3 separate regions of the Homo sapiens genome follow, and all the other regions are linked to region 3. The links are chromatin loops, found by intact Hi-C in ENCODE. Cell type or tissue: dorsolateral prefrontal cortex. All regions are shown on one strand. Region 1 overlaps KLHL32 (kelch like family member 32). Region 2 overlaps KLHL32 (kelch like family member 32). Region 3 holds the start of KLHL32 (kelch like family member 32).

Evidence for each region. Peaks named below come from ENCODE experiments on the same cell type or tissue, not always from the same donor. Only the 100,000 strongest peaks of a DNase experiment are listed, where the experiment ranks them.
Region 1: a loop joins it to region 3, with 2.9 times the contacts of the local background. A loop is called at or near these places in 4 of 110 quality-filtered maps.
Region 2: a loop joins it to region 3, with 3 times the contacts of the local background. A loop is called at or near these places in 4 of 110 quality-filtered maps.

The regions. Positions count from the first base shown.
Region 1 is chr6:96,985,865-96,993,864 of GRCh38, forward strand. The region is part of intron 3 of KLHL32 (kelch like family member 32); the gene reads left to right. Among named protein-coding and RNA genes, the nearest start is that of KLHL32, 65 kb to the left of the region's middle. RefSeq lists an enhancer at 5,917-6,416. In dorsolateral prefrontal cortex, no CTCF peak of the experiment used is centred here; DNase peaks (open chromatin) are centred at 4,797 and 7,617; H3K27ac peaks cover 4,820 bases.
Region 2 is chr6:97,005,425-97,013,424 of GRCh38, forward strand. All of the region lies in intron 3 of KLHL32 (kelch like family member 32), which reads left to right. Among named protein-coding and RNA genes, the nearest start is that of KLHL32, 85 kb to the left of the region's middle. In dorsolateral prefrontal cortex, no CTCF peak of the experiment used is centred here; a DNase peak (open chromatin) is centred at 4,547; H3K4me3 peaks cover 3,401 bases; H3K27ac peaks cover 7,378 bases.
Region 3 is chr6:96,921,555-96,929,554 of GRCh38, forward strand. It overlaps KLHL32 (kelch like family member 32), which reads left to right and starts at 3,174. Exons shown (of 11, transcript NM_052904.4): 1 at 3,174-3,472. RefSeq lists a silencer at 2,901-3,210. In dorsolateral prefrontal cortex, no CTCF peak of the experiment used is centred here; DNase peaks (open chromatin) are centred at 3,117 and 3,567; H3K4me3 peaks cover 5,816 bases; H3K27ac peaks cover 8,000 bases.

The sequences.
Region 1 (8,000 bases), 64 kb after region 3:
TCTCAACTCGTCAAAGTCATTCTCCGTCCAGCTTTGTTCCATTGCTGGTGAGGAGCTGTGTCCTTTGGAGGAGGAGAGGTGCTCTGATTTTTAGAGTTTCCAGCTTCTCTGCTCTGTTTTTTCCCTATCTTTGTGGATTTATCTACCTTTGGTCTTTGATGATGGTGACGTACAGATGGGGTTTTGGTGTGGATGTCTTTTCTGTTTGTTAGTTTTCCTTCTAACAGTCAGGACCCTCAGCTGCAGGTCTTTTGGAGTTTGTTGGAGGTCCACTCCAGACCCTGTTTGCCTGGGTATCACCAGTGGAGGCTGCAGAACAGCAGATATTGGTGAACAGCAGATGTTGCTGCCGGATCGTTCCTCTGGAATTTTTGTCTCAGAGGAGTATCCGGCCGTGTGAGGTGTCAGTCTGCCCCTAATGGGGGGGGCCTCCCAGTTAGGCTACTCAGGGGTCAGGGACCCACTTGAGGAGGCAGTCTGTCCGTTCTTAGATGTCCAACTGCATGCTGGGAGAACCACTACTCTCGTCAAGGCTGTCAGACAGGGACATTTAAGTCTGCAAAGGATTCTGCTGCCTTTTGTTTGGCTGTGCCCTGCCCCCAGAGGTGGAGTCTACAGAGGCAGGCAGGCCTCCTTGAGCTGTGGTGGGCTCCACCCAATTCGAGCTTCCTGGCTGCTTTGTTTACCTACTCAAGCCTTGGCAATGGCGGGCGCCCCTCCCCCAGCCTGGCTGCTGCCTTGCAGTTGGATCTCCCACTGCTGTGCTAGCAATGAGCGAGGCTTCGTGGGTGTAGGACCCTCCAAGCAATGCACGGGATATAATCTCCTGGTGTGCCATTTGCTAAGACCGTTGGAAAAGCACAGTATTAGGGTGGGAGTGACCCGATTTTCCAGGTGCCATCTGTCACCCCTTTCTTTGACTAGGAATGGGAATTCCCTGACCCCTTGCACTTCCTGGGTGAGACGATGCCTCGCCCTGCTTCAGCTCATGCTTGGTGCACTGCATCCACTGTCCTGCACCCACTTCCTGACACTCCCCAGTGAGATGAACCCAGTACCTCAGTTGGAAATGCAGAAATCACCTGTCTTCTGCATCGCTCACGCTGGGAGCTGTAGACTGGAGCTGTTCCTATGCGGCCATCTTGGCTCCACCCCCCAGTAGTTTGTATTTCTATGGGATCAGTGGTGATATCCCCTTTATCATTTTTTATTGCATCTATTTCATTCTTCTCTCTTTTCTTCTTTATTAGTCTTGCTAGCGGTCTATCAATTTTGTTGATCTTTTCAAAAAACCAGCTCCTGGATTCATTGATTTTTTGAAGGGTTTTTTGAGTCTCTATTTCCTTCAGTTCTGCTCTGATCTTACTTATTTCTTGCCTTCTGCTAGCTTTTGAATGTGTTTGCTCTTGCTTCTCTAGTTCTTTTAATTGTGATGTTAGGGTGTCAATTTTAGATCTCTCCTGCTTTCTCTTGTGGGCATTTAGTGGTATAAATTTCCCTCTACACACTGCTTTGAATGTGTCCCAGAGATTCTGGTATGTTGTGTCTTTGTTCTCGTTGGCAAACCACTGCTCAATGAAATAAAAGAGGATACAAACAAATGGAAGAACATTCCATGCTTATGGGTAGGAAGAATCAATATCATGAAAATGGCCATACTGCCTGAAGTAATTTATAGATTCAATGCCATCCCCATCAAGCTACCAATGACTTTCTTCACAGAATTGGAAAAAACTACTTTAAAGTTCATATGGAACCAAAACAGAGCCTGCATTGCCAAAACAATCCTAAGCCAAAAGAACAAAGCTGGAGGCATCACGCTACCTGACTTCAAACTATACTGCAAGGCTACAGTAACCAAAACAGCAAGGTACTGGTACCAAAACAGAGATATAGACCAATGGAACAGAACAGAGCCCTCAGAAATAATGCGGCATATCTACAACCATCTGATCTTTGACAAACCTGACAAAAACAAGAAATGGGGAAAGGATTCCCTATTTAATAAATGGTGCTGGGAAAACTGGCTAGCCATATGTAGAAAGCTGAAACTGGATCCCTTCCTTACACCTTATACAAAAATTAATTCAAGATGGATGAAAGACTTACATGTTAGACCTAAAACCATAAAAACCCTAGAAGAAAACTTAGGCAATACCATTCAGGACATAGGCATGGGCAAGGACTTCATGTCTAAAACACCAAAAGCAATGGCAACAAAAGCCAAAATAGACAAATGGGATCTAATTAAACTAAAGAGCTTCTGCACAGCAAAAGAAACTACCATCAGAGTGAACAGGCAACCTACAGAATGGGAGAAAATTTGTGCAATCTACTCATCTGATAAAGGGCTAATATCCAGAATCTACAATGAACTCAAACAAATCTACAAGAAAAAAACAAACAACCCCATCCACAAGTGGGTGAAGGATATGAACAGACACTTCTCAAAAGAAGACATTTATGCAGCCAAAAGACACATGAAAAAATGCTCATCATCACTGGCCATCAGAGAAATGCAAATCAAAACCACAGTGAGATACCATCTCACACCAGTTAGAATGGCAATCATTAAAAAGTCAGGAAACAACAGGTGCTGGAGAGGATGTGGAGAAATGGGAACACTTTTACACTGTTGGTGGGACTGTAAACTAGTTCAACCATTGTGGAAGTCAGTGTGGCGATTCCTCAGGGATCTAGAACTAGAAATACCATTTGACCCAGCCATCCCATTACTGGGTATATACCCAAAGGATTATAAATCATGCTGCTATAAAGATACATGCACACGTATGTTTATTGCAGCACTATTCACAATAGCAAAGACTTGGAACCAACCCAAATGTCCAACAATGATAGACTGGATTAAGAAAATGTGGCACATATACACCATGGAATACTATGCAACCATAAAAAAGGATGAGTTCATGTCCTTTGTAGGGACATGGATGAAGATGGAAACCATCATTCTCAGCAAACTGTTGCAAGGACAAAAAACCAAACACCGCATGTTCTCACTCACAGGTGGGAATTGAACAATGAGAACACATGGAGACAGGAAGGGGAACATCACACACTGGGGCCTGTTGTGGGGTTGGGGGAGGGAGGAGGGATAGCATTAGGAGATATACCTAATGTTAAATGAGAAGTTAATGGGTGCAGCACACCAGCATGGCACATGTATACATATGTAACAAACCTGCACGTTGTGCACATGTACCCTAAAATTTAAAGTATAATAAAAAAAATATTGACATGTGTGGATTTTCCTTTCATTGTGTTGTTAGCTGGTTATTATGCAGACTTGATTGTGTGGTTGCTTTATTGTATCAGTGGCCTATATACATAAGTGTTTTTGTGGTAGCTGGTAATGATGTTTCATTTCCATATTTAGCACTCCCTTAAGTGCCTATGTTAAGCCAGGTCTGTTGGTAATGAATTCCCTTAGCATTTGCTTGTCTGAAAAGGATTTTATTTCTCCTTCACTTATGAAGCTGAGTTTGGCTGGATATGAATTTCTTGGATGGAATTTTTTTCTTTAAGAATGCTGAATATAGGCCCCAATCTCTTCAGGCTTGTAGGGTTTCTTTTGAAAGGCATGCTGTTAGCTTGATGGGTTTCTGTTTGTATATGTGATTTGCCCTTTATCTCTAGCTGCCTTTAATATTTTTTTCTTTCATGTGAGCCTTGGAGAATCTGACAACTGTGCGTCTTGGGGATGGTCGTCTTGTATAGTATCTTGCAGAAATTCTCTACATCTCCTGAATTTGAATGTTCACCTCTCTAATGAAACTTGGGAAATTTTTCTGGATAATATCCTCAAATATGTTTTCCAAGTTGCTTTTTCTCCCCCCCTCTCTTCCAGGGATACCAATTTGTCTTACCTGTGGTCTCTTTACATAATCCAATATTTCTTGGAGGATTTACTCATTTTTTAAACTTTTGGCTGACTGAATTAGTTCAGAAACCAGCCTTCAAGCTCTGAGATTCTCTCCTCAGCTTGGTCTATTCTGCTGTTAAAAAAAAGTGCGATTATTATTATGAAATTCTTGTACTGTTTGTCAGCTCTATCAGATCAGTTTGTTTCTTTCTTATAATGGCCATTTCATCTTTCAGCTCTTATATAATTTTATTGTAATCCTTGGATTCCTTGGATTGGGTTTCAACTTTCTCCTGAATTGTGATGATCTTCATTCTCATCCATATTCTGAATTCTCTGTCTGTCATTTCAGCCATTTCAGCCTGGTTAAGAACACTTGCTGGGGAACTAGTGCAGTTGTTTGGAGAAAAAGACACTCTGGCTTTTTGACTTGCCAGAGTTTTTGTACTAGTTCTTTCTTATCTCTGTGTGCTGATGTTCCTTTCACAGTTACAATTTGAGTACATTCAGTTGCCTCTTTTCTGGATGTTTTCAAAGGGCTGAGGCTTTGTGCAGGATCTTTATTTGCAGCTGATTTCTTGTCCTTGTTTTTATGGGGGTGGGGGTTATGTTAGCAAGTATTTTTGGTGTTGAAGTTTGGGCTGTGATCCAGTAAATGGTGCTTAAGTATAATGGTAAGTTCTTGCTCAACCACGTGGCTCCTCTGTATTTCCTCTCGATTTCAGCTGTGCTCCCTCTTAGTGCTCTGAAAGTGTAGTTTCTTCTCCCAGTCAATTTCTGGCTGCAGATCTTGGATTGGCACTCCCAGGGTGCACACTGCAGCTCTGGGGTGAGCTCAGGCTTTGTGTGTCCTCTCCAACTTGGAGGCAGCAGAGGGAGGGACCTTGGCAGTGGCTGTAGCAGAGAGCCATTCACTTGTCTCTTGGGGCTCCAGCCCAGAGAAATACGGAGCTGCTACCAGTTGGTGTGATTGGCCCAGAGTTGGGCAGCTGTGTTATGGGCCCAAGCTGGGGTGGGGGCGGGGCTTGCTTGGTGATGAGCAGGGAGCATTGGAGGCTCATAGGTGAGCTAGACTGGCCTCTTCTCTTTAAGATGGCTGTGGTTTCTGGAGGTGTAGGTAAAGCACTTAAGGTCTTTGTTCCTTCCTTAGTCCAAGGGCAGCAAGGGAAGTACCACTGCAGTGGCAGTGGCAGAGGGGCTTTCGGTTTTGTCTAGGAGCTCCACCACAGAGAATCACAGACCCGTTACTAATGGGAATGTTTAATCGGGGCTTGTGGTGACTGCACTACTGGCCCTGCTTGGTGAAGCGCAGGGGGTCAAGGCCTCATGGGGAGGAGAGACTGGGCTCCTCTCCTTATGGCGGTTTTGGTGCTGGGAGTGCAGGTGAAGCCCTCAGGTTCTTTGTTCCTTCCCCAATGCAAGGGCAGCAAGGGCAGGACCAGTGCACTGGCGGTGGCAGAGGGTCTGTTGGTTGCCTCTGGGAGCCCCTCCCAGGGAAACTTAGAGCCACTAGCAGTGGAAATGCTCAGCTGGGGGTGGGGTGTCTGCTCTGCAATTCCAGCTGAAGGGTCCTTCCTGGGGAAGAATACAGGGTGGGAGCTCACAGAGAAGAGACATTGGGTTTCTCTCCGTATGGTGGCTGGGTGTGCTAGGGATGTCAGCATAGCAACCAGGCCCTTTGTTCCTTCCCCAATGCAGTAAGGGTGGTACCCATCGCAGCTGTAATGGCAGAGGGGCTATGGGTTGTCTCTGGGGATTTCCTCCCCAAAGAAACACAGAGCTGCCACCAACTGACATGTTCAGGCCAGGGCAGGGCGGTTGTGCTAGGCGCCCAGGTGGAGAGATCCTGCCCATTGAGGGGTAGCAGGGTGGGGACCTGTGTGGAAAACTGGCCGCTTTTCTGTAAGGCAGCTCTGCCTTAGTGCCTGATCACTGCGTTCCTTCCCAAGCCGGAGAGCCACAGGAGCGAGGGCTTCAGAGCAGCAAAAGTAGTAGCTTGCCTGTTACCTCCGGGAGATCCCTTCCAAGAAAGTGCAGAGCTGCTACCGCGGAGAGCCCTAGCAGGGAGTGGCCAAGGTCGCAGATCTAGAGGCCCTGCCCAGTGAGGAGTAGCAGGGGCGGGGGACGGCATTGAAAACAGGCCGCTTTTCCGGGTAAGGTGGCTGCGCTGTGCTGGGGGTCTATGATAGTCCCTAATCACTGTGCTCCCTCCCCAGCCTGAGGGCAGCAAGAGCGAGGGCTTCCGAGCGGCAGAAATGGCGGCCTGCCTGCGACCCGAGAGCTCAGGCAGGGCTGCGATGGCCGCAGTAGAGTCCCAGGCCAGTGGGCCATGTCTGGCGAGGTGCAGTGGAGGTGAGGCGTGCACTCCATCTGCTGCTCAGCCCTGTGGATTTGCCCCCATCCTGGTGGGCCTGTGCGGGAGCCTGACCTCTCTTGTTGCCAGAGATGCAGCTGCCGGTGTCCGGTACCAGGGGATCCATGGCTCCCGGGACCCAGGGTTGCAAAGGTCCATGGCAGAAGTGTGGGTCCCCAGGGACTCTCACTGACTCACTCACCGTTTCCTGGCTGTGGGGGGCCTCCCCTGGCTCTTCGCCTCTCCCCGGTGGGCAGTTGTCCTGTCTCACTCTTCTCACTTCTGTGTGGATTGTATTGCTTCCTTGATGAAAGTGTCCACTTGGATAATCCAGTTGAAGAGCTAATGTTTACTCACTACTCTCTTCTCTCTCTGAGAGCAATGCGCACTAGCTGCTTCTAGTCAGCCATCTTGGCTGGAATCCCGGTTTTGAATTTCATTTTGGGAAATGATTTGATTTCGCACATTTGTGTATGTGTGAGAGAGAGAGGGGAGAGCGTATCAATACGTGCGCGCATGTGAGTGCAAGAGACCATTTCACTTGTTGGCATTTAACGGTGTTTGCTGCTACTCCCAGTTTCTCAACTCTTCCACCACAATGCCCCTCATACTCTAATAGGTTATGCACAAAGAGTGCCTCCTTTGTAATACCTATATTATAAAGCCTCTGGAGAAACTTCATTATTTGCATTTTGCAGGTGTGGGAACTAAATTACGATATGTTTAAATAATTTGCCCAGGGACTGCCAGATATAAAGTAGAAGAGCTGATTTTCACACATCTGTCTCCCTCAGTACCAAGTTGTGCCGTTTCCACTTAAGCTGTGTGCTCTGCTGGATTCATGTGCATTTCCTTCAGTCTCATAAGCTGCTTGTAAGATGAAAATTCACTGACTTGTGCACTGATTGTTCAGATGGAGAAAGCCGAATAAAGTTGGAGCAGTTGGCACTTAACTGTTATCTGGGCAGTGCTAAGTGCTGGAGTTTTGGTATTTAAGAGACATAGGCTGAGCCCTATGGAGCTTGTAATATAGATACCATACTGGAAGTAATTTTTTCCTTATACTCAGTATTTTCTGTTAGCTTTTGCTGCATAACAAAGTACCCGAAAACCTAGAGGCTGAATTGTTCTGGTCTGTCAGCTCAGCTGATCTCTACTGGATTTGCTTTTGCATCAGTGGTTAATCAAAGGGTTGATTGGAGGCTAGTGATCTAAGTTGGCCTTGTTGACATGGCTGGTGATTGGTAGGCTGTTGGTTGGGGTGGTAAGGGAAGCTGGGCCATGTATTTAGAAACTAGCCTAGGCATTTTCACGTGGCAACTAAATCCTAAGAACACAAGAGGACCAGCCTCAAGGCACAAGTGCTTCTCAAGCTTCTGTTTGGGTCTTGTTTGCTAATGTCCCCCCTGCTGGCCGAGCAAGTCAGATGGCCAAGTCCAGAATCATCAGAATCATTTTAAGAGGGTGTACAAAAGGGCATAGACACAAGTAGGGGAACATTTTGTTGCCATTGTTGCACCCTTCTCCTGTCAGGAACTATCAAAATTCTGAGATTTTTACCCTACTTGCAAGCTAACTAGTCAGGCTACCACACTGTTATAGATGCTGGTAGAAGACATAAGACTCCTAATCAGAAACAAAGGAGTTTATCCTCATAATGGCAGTAGTAATCAAGTCTCAGCATTTTTGCACCTCTTTTCTGAGCCCCAATTCCCACAGGATGACATGAAGAGGGCCAGCTTGTGAGTGAGTTGTGTTATGGGAGAA
Region 2 (8,000 bases), 84 kb after region 3:
AGCAAACTTCTGAATTTGTTGAACTTTTGTATGGTTTTTCACATCTCAATTTCATTCGATTCAGCTCTGATTTTGGTTATTTCTTGTCTTCTGCTAGCTTTGGGAGTTGGTTGCTGTTCTTTTCCTATTTCTTCTAGGTGTGATATTAGGTTGTTAATTTGAGATATTTCTAACTTTTTGATGTGGGCATTTATTACTATAAACATTCTTCTTCAGTCTGCTTTAGCTGTGTCCCAGAGATTCTGGCATGTGGTGAATTGATTCTCATTAGTTTCAAATAATTTCTTGATTTATGCCTTAATTTCACTGTTTACCCAAGTCATTCTGTAACAGATTGTTTAATTTCCATATAATTGTGTGGTTTTGAGAGATTTTCTTAGTATTAATGTCTTTTCTATCAGACTGTGCTCTGAGAATGTGGTTGGTATATTTTCAGTTTTTTATTTTTTTTAATTTTCTGAGGATTGTTTTCTGGCTAAATGTGTGCTTGATTTTAGAGTATGTGGTATGTGCAGAAGAGAAGAATGTATAGTATGTACAGAAGAGAAGAATGTATATGCTCTTGTTTTGGGGCATCAAGTTCAGTAGATGTCTGTTAGTTCCATTTGGTCAAGTGCTGAGTATAGGTCCTGAATATCTTTGTTAGTTTTTTCCCTCAATGATCTAATACTATCAGTGGAGTGTTTAAGCCTCTCATTATTATTGTTCAGTTATCTAGGTCTCTTCATAGGTCTGTAAGAACTTGCTTTATGAAGCTGGGTGCCCTTCTATTAGGTGCATACATATTTAGGATAGTTAGGTCTTTTCATTGAGTGAGTCCTTCACCATTAGGTAATGCTCTTCTTTGTCTTTTTAAATTGTTGTTGTTGATTTATAGTCTTTTTTGCCTGATACTAGAATAGAAAGCTCTGCTCTTTTCTGTTTTCTGTTTGCTTGGCAGATTTTTCTCCATTTCTTTACTTTGAGCCTATCGGGGTTATTGCATGTGAGATGGGCCTCTTGAAGCGAGCATACAGTTGGGTCTTGCTTCTTTATCCAAGTTGACATTCTGTGCCTTTTATTTGGGCATTTATACTGTTTACATTTAAGGTTAATATTGATATGTGTGGGTTTGATCCTGTCATCGTGTTGTTAGCTGGTTACTATGCAGACTTGATTGTGTAGTTGCTCTATATACTTAAATGTGTTTTTGTGGTGACCAGTAATGGTCTTTGTTTCCATGGTTAGCACTCTTTTAAGGACTTCTTGTAAGGCAGATCTTGTGGTAATGAATTCCTGTACCATTTGCTTGTCTGAAAAGGATCTTATTTCTCCTTTGCTTATGAAACTTAGTTTGGTTAGGTATGACATTCTTTGTTGGATTTTTTTTCTTTAAGAATGCTGAATATAGGCCCCCAAACTCTTCTGCTTATAGGGTTTCTGGTGAAAGGTCCACTGTTAGCTTGATGGTGATCTCTTTTTAGGTGACCAACCCCTTCTCTCTAGATGCTTTTAAGAGTTTTTCTTTCATATCTACCTTATGGAATCTGAGGACTATGTGTCTTGGGGATGGTCATCTCATATAGTGTCTCACAGGGGTTCTCCACATTTCCCAAATTTTAGTGTTGGCCTCTTTAGCAAGGTTGGGGAAATTTTCATGAAAGATATCTTTAAATATGTTTTCTAAGTTGCTTGTTTTTTTCTCTCTCTCTTTTAGGGATGCTAATGAATTGTAGATTTGGTCTCTTTACATTATCCCATATTTCTTGGAGGTTTTGCTCATTCTTTTTTACTCATTTTTATTTATTTTTGTCTGACTGAAATATTTTGGAGAGGTAGTCTTCGAGTTCTGAGACTCTTTCTTTGGCTTCATCATTTCTGCCGTTAGTACTTAGGATTGTATTATGTAATCCTTAAAGTGAGCTTTTCAGCTTTACCAGATCATTTCTTAAAGTGGCCATTTCATCTTTTCGCTCCTGTTTCATTTTATTGTACTTCTTATATCTCTTGGATTGGGTTTTGATTTTCTCTTGAATATGGATGATCTTTGTTCCTATCCATATTTTGAATTCTATGTGTCATTTGAGCCATTTCAGCCTGGTTAAGAACCATTGCTGACAAACTAGCGTGGCTGGTTGAAGGTAGGAAGACCCTCTGGTTTTCTGAGTTGCCACAGTTCTTGCACTGGTTCTTTCTCATGTGTATGGGCTGATGTTTCTTCAGTCTTCAGGTTGCTGTCCTTTGGATGAGGTTTTTTGCTTTTTCATCTTTGATACCCTTGGGAGTTTGATTGTGCTATAAGGTAGGTACAGTCAACTGGCCTCATTTGTGGAAGATTTTATGAGGCCAAGGCTCAGCTCAGCACTCCTGGACTATGTGCTCTAACTCTGGGGGGCTGGCAGTGGGGCCCTAGCTTTGTTCTCTGGCCCCTAAAGGTTAGGAACCTGCTGCACTGGAGGGGCCAAAGTGTTCCCAGTCTGCTGTCCACAACACCCCGATGAGGGCTGCCCACTAAATTACTTCATCAAGGTGTTGGCAGTGGAATTTGTGCTCGCTTGCACATGCCAGCGATTGCAGCAATGCTCAGTGTGTATGTGAATTGCCTGGGATGTGGGACCAGTGGAAGCAGGGCAGTGGCATTCCTGCTGCACCTCCTCATGCAGGTGGTTGTGGTGGTGGTGACATGACAGGGTCAGGGCACTGTGGTAACAGGTTGTCTGGCATTTGTGCCAGTGGTGGTGGCATGGGGTTGGGTGTCAGGGTGTGCTAGCACCAGCAGAGGGAGGTTGTGGTGGGGGAAGACCGTGGCAGCCCTGTGTGTTTCAGCCGGTTCCAGTGCACTGGAACTCTCTGACAGTCAGGTGCAGTCTGCCAGCAAAGGAGCTATGGTAAAGTTTTCCAGGAAGCACCCTGTTTGGGCATCTGAGGCTGCACTGCAAGTGGGTGCAACCAGTCTGGAGCCCTAGGAGAGGCCAGAAGACAGGGTAGTGCTCAGATCAGACTAGCCCCATCTCACAAGGAAGACCACCCTGCTGTGTCCAGGTATGACAGTCACCCCTAGGCTAATGTCTCCTAGAGGAGCGTAGGTGTCCCTGGCTGTGCTCCATTGCAGCCACTCCCATGCCAAACTCTCTGAGCTGTGCACTGGCTGGAGTCCTGCTCCTGCCACCTCTCCTGGCAGCTCTCCCTGCCAGGGTAAGTGTTTGTGGAGGTCATGGGGTCTCCTGCTGATAGGATTCTGGAGATCCAAGGTGAGAGCAGGCCATACCTTGGCTGTTCATCTCACTCCTTCCCCAGGAGACGCTGGAGCCCAGGAATGAGTCCCTTTGCTCAGCAGCCCTGTGCAGGGTTCCTAGCATCCTTTCCCTCCAGCCTGGCCTCTATGTCTTCCTTCCATCCACTCATTGCCTTCTCTCCAAAGATCTGCTCAGAGAGTATTTCATTCTTCCCTATGTCCCTGTCTCTTGATGGGAGATGTTCCTCCTGGCTGTGCTTAGCCGGCCGTCTTGGCTCCCCAGCCGCATTTTTATAGGATAATTAATTAGAAGGGCAGTATAGTTTTAGACTGAGACCAGTCTAATTTATAACATCTCTGTTCACATACTTTCTGGCTGTGTATATCCTTGGGCAAGTGGCTTTATATCATTAAGTTTTATATTCTTCTCCAATTGTAAAAGCAGGTGAGTTGTCACTTAATGGGGCTAATGTAGAAATTAAATAAGATAAATGTCAGTTGCAAACCAAGGGTCTGAAACATACTAGATGTTAAACTGATGGTTTACTAGTATTGGTGATGGTATCTAGTTTTCAAGCACAATAGAGTGGAATTTTGGTTTATAAACCAAAATTCTGTTAAGAAACAGTATTTTTAAGGCTATTCAGCAGAGACAATTTTTACCAATTTCATCTATATTTTAAATTTAAATGTTTCTTTTATTTTGAAATAATTTTTCGCAAGGCTTTGCTTTTCAAATGTAAATGTTTAATCTTTTAAACACATTGGCTCTCTGGGCACCTAAAACTCTCTTCACTATCGACACTTTAGGATTTACTGGCCATGCTGTTGCTTCTGTTTTAATTTGCAATAGAGCACTTGTATAAATGTACTTTGAAATGTTTGGAAAGTTGTGTATGGACTGGAAAAATGCATGCGAGATGTTCCTTTGCTTTGTATATTGTGAAAGGGAGGATTTGTACATGCTTTGTTGTTGTTGTTACATACGCTAGTTTACTGTTTTGAACATAATTTGTTTACTACTTTGAATTCCCTATTTGATGGAAGTGAAATGTGATCTTGCTGGACAGTAGAAGGAAAGACTGCCTGTATTTCATGCTCATACCTACTAAAGCATCAGACTGTTTCATATTTAAGAGCAGTTTAAAAAGCACGTGAGGGTCTTCTTAATCTTAATTCTAGTGTCTTAAAAAATGTATGTGGAGATTATATGTTTTTGAGACACTATAATTAAGGTCAAGAAGGGAGGTAATTTGCATTCCCCTTGAAAAAGCTTTGATACCAGCTCTGGGGACTGAGGGGCATTGTCAGTGAGAGGGCCCCACACAGAGGCTTCTATGTCTCCAGCCTGCAGCCTGGAGAACTATGAAGACTTCTGTTTAGCCTCACACAGAGGAAGGCAGAATAAACAAACTGAAATGGCCCAAACAAGCTACTGGGTTTTTCCCTAGACTTAGGGTAAGGAAAAGGATCAGGCACTGATTTGACAAAAAAAAAAAAAAAAAAAAAAAAAGTGAGCATACAGAAAAATATTTATAGGACACTCTATGCCATGCTCCTGGTTCACTGCAGATTATCAATCAGTGGAAAGTGATAGAAGCAATGGATCAGCAGAATGGGTATAGAGGTAAGACAGCAGTTGCAGCAGCAGTGGTGCTTGGCTCTGGTAGGGCTGGTGGAGCAGGGTTGCTGTATTAGAAGAGTCAGGACTTGTTCATATGTCTGTCTCTCCCTCTCCCCCAGATCATAGCTGAATACCCAGCCCTGGACTTTGCAGATAATAAGTGTAGCAAATATTTTTTAAAACATTTATCAGCATCATTTAAATTATTACAAAAGTTTATAAATTGAATCCTATATAGTGCATTGTTCCCCTTAACTATTTCTGATTATATATCATCTTGTTATTTTAGATATTGAAGAATTTATCCCTCATGTTTCCTCAATTTTGTGTGTGTATGAGTGAGGAACCACAAAAGTGTTTTCCTAAAAAAATACTTGCTAATATTCTGCTGTGTGTTGTATTTTGGTCCTAATGTTGAAAAACAAATATCCTCAAATGACCTCAAATCTTGCTACCTAGGGAAGGAAATAGTGGCTTTTGGGAAATCAAGAACTTTTGAATATAAAAAAGTACCTAGAAGAATAAAAGGCACATTCCTTTATGTATCTTATTAGGCTTTCTTTTTTTCCTAAGTAGTAAAACAATCATTAGTTTCACTGAGTATTTTGGACAGCATATTAGAAATTTGAAGTACCAAGTTTACTATTCTTTACTGGAGATTGTCCAGCAGAGGAAAGCAAATACCAGTGGATGTGTGGAAGCATTTTCTGATCTTTAACACGTACACCTGCTATACCTAACAGCCTGCTCAGAAGAAGGTTCTATTTCTAGATGGTAAATGAGAGCTTCCCAGTGGACCATTATTTTATCATGAGTGGTAGTGGGAGGAGGGACAGCGTTTGGACATGAGGGAATTATCATGTATGCCATCATATCATTGCTAGGTCATTTATCTCTTGTCTAGCCAAGTTCACGTTAAATTCTACTAGGTTAGCACTTGAGGTCATTTAACAAAACTGCTGTTTATTAAGAATGGGAGACATGTTCTTCTTTGAATCCTGCAAGAGGTGGTTGCTGAAAATAATAGGAACCATATCTTCATATTTTAGGCAAAAGTCACTTTTAAGAAGCTTTGTGATAAATCACCTAGAGAAGCCAGTGAATTATGCCCTAATGGTTGGAATGAGACAAGTTTTCTAATAGTGATGACAATTATTAATTACTAATCACAAGTATGTGTGTGGTGGGAGTGAATCTCAAAGCTATAATAAAAGGAAATTTGTGCCTTTTTGCATAATGAATGAGAAAAGTCTCTTTAAAAGAGCAAAGAAAACTATTAAATTATAAAATTGTTGAATTTCTTGTCACAACCTTTAGAAACTCTATAAACTCATCTAAAACCCCAATTCACTGTAGTGTGAAAAATAGATACATATTCAGAGTGATCATTTATCTTGAATTAAAATTAAGCATCCGAGTCATTACAAACTTATCTCCTGCTTATGGACATGCTGACATAAAAGTATTTAAAACTTCTGAGTAGAAAAGGATATTAATGATGCAAGGATAGGCCAGAAAATGAATACACTTCTTACTAAGGAAATAATGATTGTTATTCAAGCTGCAAAACCTAAACATGGAAAGGAAGGTAAACTGGCGTTTATTAAAAATCTTTCTTTATTTGTTTGCTAACCTCAGTCCTAGTTGTATTCACATTTGTTACTTTGTTTAATCCCCCCAATAATCCTTAAATGTAGATATTACAACAACTTTACAGATGATGAATTAAAGTTTGCTAAACATTGAATTAATTTGTAATCAATCACGTAACTGCTGAATGCTAGAGTCTAAACCCTAGCCTAGGCAAACATGCCTCCAAACCCCCTCCATTTTCCATTATACCAAGCTGTGTGGAACTGAGTACTCCCTGTTCATGTCTGCCATTAGCTATTGAGCATTATGGTAGGCAAAATAATAGACCCCCTGGCCAAAGATGTCCATGCCCTAATTTCTGGAGCCTGTAATAATGAAGTGATGGACCTTGAGGTGGCAATACTATCCTGGATTATGTAGCTGGACCCAATGTAACCACAAAGTCCTAAAGATAGAAGAAAGAGTCAGCAGAGTCACAGTCAGAGGAGTCAGGACAGAAGCAGAGGTTGGAGTGATGTGATTGTTGGCTTTGAAGGAGGAGACCATGAAACAAGTGACTTCTGTAAGCTGGAAAAGACAAGGAAACAAGTTCTTCCTAAAGCCTCCAGAAGGAATACAGCCCTGCTGACACCTTGATTTTAGCCCAGTGAGACGCATTTTGGGCTTTTGACTTCCAGAACTATAAAATAGATTTGTGTTGTTTTAAACCACGAAGTTTGTGGTACTATCACAGTAGCAAGGAAACTAATACAGGCATCTTAACAGTTGCTAGCTGCAGTGAATTTTTCATAATTTTTGTGAATTTTCAGATGTGGCTTTGCTTACTATCATTTCTGTAATCCTGGTCTCATAGTGCCACCTGAAAATGTTGAGAAACGTAATTCAGTCATAGGTTTCAGATTTGAAGAGCAATTAAACTATATATGAGGGTTCTCATATAAGAAGTAATTGGGTTCCTTTATTTCAAAGCAGAATATCAAAAGAGAGTCAGAAGGATTTGACATGTTTGATGTAGAAAACTTTATTATTATTGTTATTGTTTTGGTTGTGGTTATTTTTCACTGCACCTTCCTCAGCACTCTAAGTCCAAAAGAGCCCTTTTTCAAAATTTCATCTTTTTCTTGTTAATAATAGAGATCTCTGTGCCTCTAAATGGTGTTTGGTCAGTGAGTTTTGTAATCTTAAATGGCAGAAATGTCATGACATGTAATTTTGTGAGAAAAGGATACTTACCCCTCCTAGCCTTTACATAAGTGAAATATAGTAAATGCTCTTAAAATAATTGTACATTTTCTTGTGAGAAATAACATTCCTTGTACTTTATGAGAAAAATATGTGTAAAGTTGCACATCATAGAAGATGCAGATTTTAATATCCAGTGTATTTCAGCAGTTTGGTATCAGAAAAGTGCACTGAGCTAGTGTTAAATAACTTTTTATTAGAATGTCCTCTCTATTGTTAAGTTGCCACATTATATGAGGAAACTCACTTCAGTTTTTGTGCCTTGGTTTCGTTGTTGTAAAATGGAGAGAATGGTACCTGTTTTGTTATTCCATTTAAAAAATCACT
Region 3 (8,000 bases):
AGTAGTACAGTAATTAGAAATATGGCTCAGTGATTCCTTAATGTCACTACTGGTTTGTGACAGAAAACCACGACACTGGCATTAAGAATGACAATTTCCTCCTTACTTGCTTCGGGAGGAGGCAGCTATCAGGAATTGAACAAAGAACTATGACATAGCTCTCTTTCATGATGTAGTTTTAGCTAGAAATCTGATCTGTGTAGAGACAGTTTCAAATCTGATTCTTCCAGAGCTGTTAGAATACAGACTTTATAAAAACTCACAGCACTAGATTTATGCTACCCTCCTATATCTTGGCTCATGGACAAGCTGATGATAGATGAAAAAAATGCTGCAGAAACTTGTGTTCCAAGATGCTTATCAAAGTATATTAAGAGGCAAGCTGAGAAAAACAAAAAAGTGTTACCTACTCAACCAAACTCTAGGATACTTGTTTAAGAAAGTGAAAGAGGTTTCTTTCGTGTAAGACCTCAGTCTTTAATATACCAATGTGACATGAACCTAGTTTTCAGTGTTTCCCCAACTCATTTGACCTGGCACCCAATTTCCTATAGTGAATATATGCTATTTTCCAGCCACCCAGTGTCCACTTTTCTTTTTATATCTAGTGGGGCTATGAGCAGGGGTCCCACACTACCACAACTGAGGGACAGGCCAATGCTCCAGGCTAAAACAACTGGAAGCTGCAGACTACAACTGGGAGTACAAAGAGCAATCAATTGGGACTCACCCATTTCAGCAATGGAAGACACCATCTCATAACATTCCTGTCCTGATATTATCCTGTTGTCACTGCTTCTGTGCCCTCTGGAGTTCTCCTGCTGGCTTTCTATCCTGGGTATCTAGCTAGGCTTCCCATCAATTCTTAGAGCTCCTGATATCCTTCTACTAAGTTCCTTCTTGCCTAAATTAGGCAGAGAGTTTTCAGTTGCAACCAAAGACTCACACTTTAAAAAAAAAAAATCTTCTTCAGCTCATCCCTCATAACATCACTAGATTGAAACAGGAACAATGTATATTTATTGACAACTAAAAGACCTACATGGATTATACCACCTAACACATTCTAGGAGCTCAAAAAATTGCTGAACAAATAATAAGTATTCCAAAAAACAGCTTTTGGGAAGTATTATTTTAAGTCATTTTCTTAATAAGGAGAAAGACTATATATAATGGTACCTAAGAGAGAAATGGTGCCTAACACCTAGTTGCTCCTCTAGGAGTGGAGTAAACTGCAACATATGTTTGTGTTGAATTTTGGTGGCTATTGAATAAACTAATGTCTCTTATTTTAGAGAAATAAAATACTTAAGACAAAATATAAACTTTAAATCAATACTAAGGAGCCATTTAGGAAAATCTTGCCCTCTCTGAACTAGACATTTTACTAGGCATTTACCATTTAAACCTCAACGCCATGTGTCAATGAACAATATTTAGTGAGCCGATACTATGTGGCAGACATTGTGCTAGGGCCAGGAGATACCCTGAGACACTCAGCTTGGGCAGTAAGAGACTCTTCCATAGTCACACAGATGGTGAGTTGGTGGTGTAAATATTCTTTTCCTGTGTAAATGCAATTATAGTCTTTGCTCTATTTAATTATACTAAATAAATAGCTGCTATTTATTCTAAACAGATAATCCAATCAATATAGATGGGCTTAAAATTTTAAGTATTCTCACTTTAGTGACAAACACCTTGGGGATCTTAAAGGACTGTTTTATTTATTGATACCAGTCACTGTCAATATTTTTGGTTCAAAGACGCTTTCATATTCGATTTTCTGATAGAAGACAACGCAATGAAAACTATCAAGTTGCTTATGAAAAATTCTTAGGATGACACTGCACCTAATGTTTGTAGTCAGTTGTTTGTCATTCTTTCCCTTGTCCTATGCTGTGTCCAGGACTGCTAGATAAGTAGGTACCCAGCATCCTAGCGTCCAGATATCAAAACCATGAAAATGAAGCACTACAAGCCAGACAGATAACCTCCAGAGGGAGCAAACGAATAAACCCCCAAATCCTGTGGATCTAGAAGTAGAAAATAATCGCTGAACCACTGATTTGAGACCAATGAGAACATTAAGGACACCTCAAAATAGATCAGGGCACTGTTCCTAGCCCAACTCTGTGGCAGAACATAAACCTGCAAGAAATAGGATTAACATACTATCTTTGCAGTAAGTTAAATCCTGAACTTCTACAAAATACAGTTTACTCCAATTTAGTTACACTCTTCCTGCTTCTGGTGTCTTACCTCCACGTTGGACTAAGGTTTTCAATTCGGTGGTGGAATACTTACCTATTAAAATTACCCACTTTGCTTTAGTGTGAGTTTCTCAGCATGTTTTACACAGGAGTGACCTGAATGACTCGGAAGTGGCACTTGAGTGTGCCAGGCCCTGGAATTTAATGGTATGGTTCTGTGGTTGTTGTCTGTTTGCGGTTTTATTGCTGAATTAGTAGTAACCACAGTAATCACACCCTTTCTCATTTCTCAGGCTTGGGGATTTCGTCCACCTCTGGCGGGTTGGTTCCCCTGACGTTTCTTAAAGTTACTGTGAATTTGTTCTGGTCAGTACCATAGAGTGTATTATCCTAAGGAGGGCCACTGTAGGGCCGCTAGGACTAGAGGCAACTTGAACTTCACAAGTTAGCAGAGCAAGGACTCCCTGGAACACCGAGTTAGGGCCACGGGGTCTGTTTGCTCAGATTGCCCGCCAGCCCTGGGAAAGGAGTCTGGGGGCGAGCAGGCTGGGTTCCCGGGTCTCAGTCGCCGCAGTGGTGGCTACAGACTGCGCATGTGACCCAGGGGCCGGCGACGCAGGTGCCGGAGAGCGAGGAGGAGGGCGGCGTGGAGGAGGGTACTTCCGGGACCGGCGGGCGCGCGCTGGCAGCTCGCCGACGGCGGGGGCGGGGGCGGGGGGCGGCAGGGGAGCGAGCGCGCTGGCGGCGGGCGGTGGCGTTGCGCGCGGGGTGGCGAAAGGATGTGCGCGGGATCGCGGGGGAGGGGGAGGGAGCGCGCGGGCTAGCTGGAGGCGGGAGGGGGCGGAGCCCTGTGGCGTCTGAACCCGCCCCGGGGGTGCCAAGGTGCGTCTCCAGTCTGACGCGACCGCCTGGGGCGGAGTCAGCGGGACGTGCCACCTGCAGTGCTGGCTAGGGCTTTTTATTTACTAGGGAGCAGTTTCCCCGCGCGACAGTTCGGGAGCGCGCAGGCAGTCGCGCGCACACACGCACGCAGGCACACACACACACACACACACACACACACACACACTTTCGCACACACAAACACGCTAGGACGCTCGTCTTCGCTACTGCATCCCCGAACCAGCAGAGCGAAGCTACTGCGGGTTCTGTTAACCTCAGCATCGTGGGGCGAAGCAGAGCCATTGTGCATCAAGGAGAGGCCGGTGCCTGCGCTGCCGTCTCTGGCACCTAACCCAGCAGACCGCTCACCCCATCGGGTAAGCCAGTCTCTCTCCTTGTAACCTGTTCTGCAGACCTGAGGAAGAGGGTGGGAGGCTGCTGGTGCGCCAAGTGGGGGCAGACCCGGAGTTGACATTTCAGGGGCTTGCAGCCCATGCAGCCTCTGCCCGTGTCGTCTAACGGGAGCAGCCACTACTCAGGTTACTTATGCTGCCAGCCCTGGAGTCGCTCCCCCTTTCTTCCCTCCCCCTGAGCCCAATATGTACTGTGCTCCTTGGTTGCCAAGGAGACTTGCTTAAACATCAGCCGTGGGACATCTATTGAAAGAACTGGTTTCTTAAATGATGCCGTTATTTATTTTGATATTTAAAATAAAATATACACTGAGGACCTTTCGTAATTTGGCATTTGTTAATCTGTATTCAGGTGGCGGTTTCATTCAACTTCAAGAAAAGCCGTAATTGCACTATATGGTATGCTTTAAAAAGGATTCGTCAGATGAATTTTTCAACGGATTGTGTCTTGAATCATAATTTACTCCCATTTTGGTGATCTTATAAAGAAAGATGACTGCAGTTTAGATCCCTTCTTCCCCTCTATTTCCAGTTTTATTTTGCAGTTCACTTAGTCGTGATTATTTTAAATTAAAAGCAGATGATTTAATTGTGTTTCCCCACACAAGAATGAGCTTCTATTGTAAATTGACCAGAACAGGAATACGTTTGTGAATTCGTAACGTAAGAAGGTAGCATTCATGACATACATCTTTGCTAGCATTTTTATATCCCCTGCATCAGTATTGAAGCGCAGTTTTTTGCACCTCTGCTCATTTCTGAGAAGATTCTGTTTTTTAAAAAATCTCTTATTGATTATTTTTAGATCTATCTCTATACACAGATAGAGATAGATATAAAATGTGTGCCATGGCTTACTAGAGCTTATATGAAAGTGCAGTGGTTTTTGCTTTTTGTTTTTTTTCTGATGGGACTGGGTCCTCTACTGGAACACTGATAGGCCAATGGAACAGGTCAGCCTAATACCTGGGCTGTCAGTTTTGTTTTATTTTGAGGTCTCGGGTGTCTATTGGGTGAACTTGTAACACAGTACTTGAAGGCATCAGCAATCCAGTAATTACACTTTGCACGAATTTCATGCCTCCATCACAAACAAATGGCCCAGTAAAGATCCACTGGCATTCAAGAATTAATTTTGTTTTCCTTGGATATTTGTTCATCTTTTCTACTTCTTGTTAAATGACCCAAGGAAATAAGTCAAATTCTTCTAATTTAGATTTTAAACTCTGTCATAGAGAGTGTAATAAATAATGTGAGGAGCAAGTAAGCCAAATAATGACAGAGGTAGATAGAGGGGATTTATGCAATTCACAGAGCTTTGGGAGATGAATGATGACAAACATTTTACATTACAGTGTAGAAAGCACTTTTCATATACTTCTTTTTTAATCCTCACAACAACCCTTTGAGGCCAATAAATTACCTTCCATTTAAAGCTGAGGAACCCAAGACTCAAACCTTGCTGAAGGTCACAGCTAGTGAATGGGGAAGCCCTTTCTGGATCCAGTCTCCTTGCCTTTAAAAAAAAGTTGTGTGTGCGTTTCAGATGTGTGCAGGGATCTGACAAGTGAGATAAAGGAGTGGAGCAGGCCTAGACAAGACACGTGGGAGAGAGGGTAGGGAGTGGAGTGTGAACTGTGGCCTCTGGAACTTGCAAACCACTGTAAAGGAGGCAGCTCCCACTCCACTGTAGCCGATTGTTACTGTCCAGGCTCTAAAACATGACAGTTTTTTAAGGAAAACAGAAGCTTCTGGATTTTTTTTATGAGGTATCCTTAATTTTAAAAACTGTAAGGACCACATTAAAAATTGTATCTGGGTCATATCTAGCCTGTGGCCTGCTAGTTAGCAACCCATAATTACTGATGTCTCACTCAATTATAAGTTAGTATTCTCTAACAAAATACTGATGTGAAAAAATACATCCATCATTGTGAGTGATCAGTTTTTTATTTCAATATTAAAGTCTAATAAATGCTCTACCTTTGTTTTTCAATAAACAGGTTCAAAAATTTTTTGAGGTTTTCTAGATCTCTGTCTTATATCTCAGAAAATAAAAGACCATGAAGTGCTCTAAAATAGGAATTTTTGAATCTGGTGAAACAAAAGCATATATAGTTTAGAACTTATGTTCCTGGCTTAATGTTTTTTTTCTTGCCATAAGGCCAAGAAGTGGAGAAAAACTCAGTTGAGTGCTTGTTATAGGAAGACGTAGGATTGGTCAGCAAATGGAGCATCCTGAGCCTTTAATGAAAATGTCTGATTAAAGTGTTAGATAATTAGGTAAAACCCACCACTGAATACTGCAAGATGCCAAAGGAATGAAAACATAAGTGGGAACTCAGAGACATTAAATCCCAGCACCCTGGTATACAAAATGTTTACTCCTTTAATAACTATCTTGTAGTGAGGTAAATACGTCTTGAGAAGCTGCCATTTTCTCGTGTTTCTCCTAGAGCTACAGAGATGCTAGTGGACTTCACTGAAGTAGGTAAGTAGTCAGAGAGGAGTGTCATTTTATTTACATTGTCTCTTTGGTGGATCCAGAGAGGTGTAGTTAAAAGGAAAAGCCAAAAGATTTGAACAGCGACTTCTCATGGTTCTCTTATTCCAAAATCCCCCTCTGGAAAGATGCCTTAACAGTAAATAAAGCCATTTCAGTTTTCCTTTCATGGAAATATGTTGCACCTCTAGTAAGGAGCTATGCAGGTGTGTGTTAGTAATGTTCTAACAAAGTCCTGGCTGAGTGCATGGAGATACCGTCTCTGCCCTCAATGATTCAGAGCAAACACACTGCTCCTGGCAGCGTCCACTTTTCGAGCTCTTCTGTGAGCAAGCTACTTCCATATCGGCTTCACAATGACTCTATAAAGTGGGCATCTTATTTCCATTTTACAGATGGAGGATCTAAGACTGTGAAGTCCAATTGGAGCAATGAAAGAAATCTTGCAACTTCAGCTGCTCTTCTCTTTTCACATTCCTTCTTCTCAACTGTTACCTAATGCAGGTTATAGACATGTACATAATTGTGATTTTGAGGGAGTTATGTGTTAAATGTTACAATGGAAATATAAGATTCCATAGAAGCTCAGACACAGGGAAAAAATTTTAAATGTTCTGATTGTGGAGATCAGGTCAGTCCCTAGGTAGTAGGGGGATTAGTGCTGGAACTTGATGGCTGGGTATGATTATATTAAATGAAAATCCTTATAGCTATTGAAAGATGGGAGTCTCCACCAGACAGTCTGTTGGAAATGTGGGTTAAGAGGATGATGCTAGTGATACCTAATATTGATGAGCTTACTGTAGCTGAGCGAGTGATGAAAGCTGTGGAAGAACTATGGTCTGGAAGATGGAGTGCAGCAGAGGATGCAACTGCGGATGGGTGGGAGGGGATGGAGGAAGACAAATTTGGGAAGGAGACTAGGAGAGGAGTTGTAGCCATAGAGGAGAATCTGGAGAATGTAGTACTGATTCTTCTAAAGACTGAACATAAAGTCAAGGGACAAACCAAGTATTATATTCTCTATACAGAGACTGGCACACAATAAATACCCATAAACCATGATGATGTGTCTACATTTTTAATGTCTGATGGCTGGTATATAATTTCCTCTCATGATATCACTTTTCTATAGAAAAAGCATACACGTTTTATATGAATTCATTTGGAGTGGGTAAATATATGGATTTTCAAAAATGGGAAAAGATTCTGGCAAATTAGATGATAAAAGATGTAATCGTTTTTTTCTAGTAGAGTCATAGACTTGGAGGCTAAGGAGGCTCTTACAGATACAGATTTTAAGGTTGCATATACTTTTGATGAAGTCTTATATGTTTGGGACAAGTAAAGGAAAAATGTGGGCTGTAAACCATTTGAAAAGCTGTACTCAAATCTAGACAGAAGGCTTTGGTGACAGATAAATGTACTATAATCTTGATCCTGGTTGGGTCAATGTTTTTATTTATTACATCAGTAGAGATATGAAAGAAATGTGACAAGCAAGTGGGAGTTAGACTTGCATTTAACTACTAGATCTTCAGTGACTGGGTGGGAGAGCTACCTGTTAGAATGTTCAGCACAAGGTAACAGGATGAAATAAAATAGAAGGCGTCATAGCTAGAGTCTAGCACTGGGGATATTTGTCATGACAGGAATTTACTTTAAAGTTGGAGGGATTTTAATTCCTATCAAGTACAATATAAGCCAATATGATGATTTGCTCTTCACAGATATATTTGGCAAGTAATGGAAAATATTATGAAAAAATGATACTGTAAGGAGCCCATCTTTCTTAATAAGCAAGGGGCTTTTTGGTGACAGCAGAGATAGATGTGGCTATGTCTCTGTGCCAGGCAGTGTCTTACTTCCCTTCTCTGCCTATAAGACTGCTTATTATTTCAGAATTGTTTTCCAATTTGTAGAGCAGAACTTAAGAATTTATCCTAGAACATTTTACTTTCTCTGTTGTTGAGAATTAGTAAATAGAAT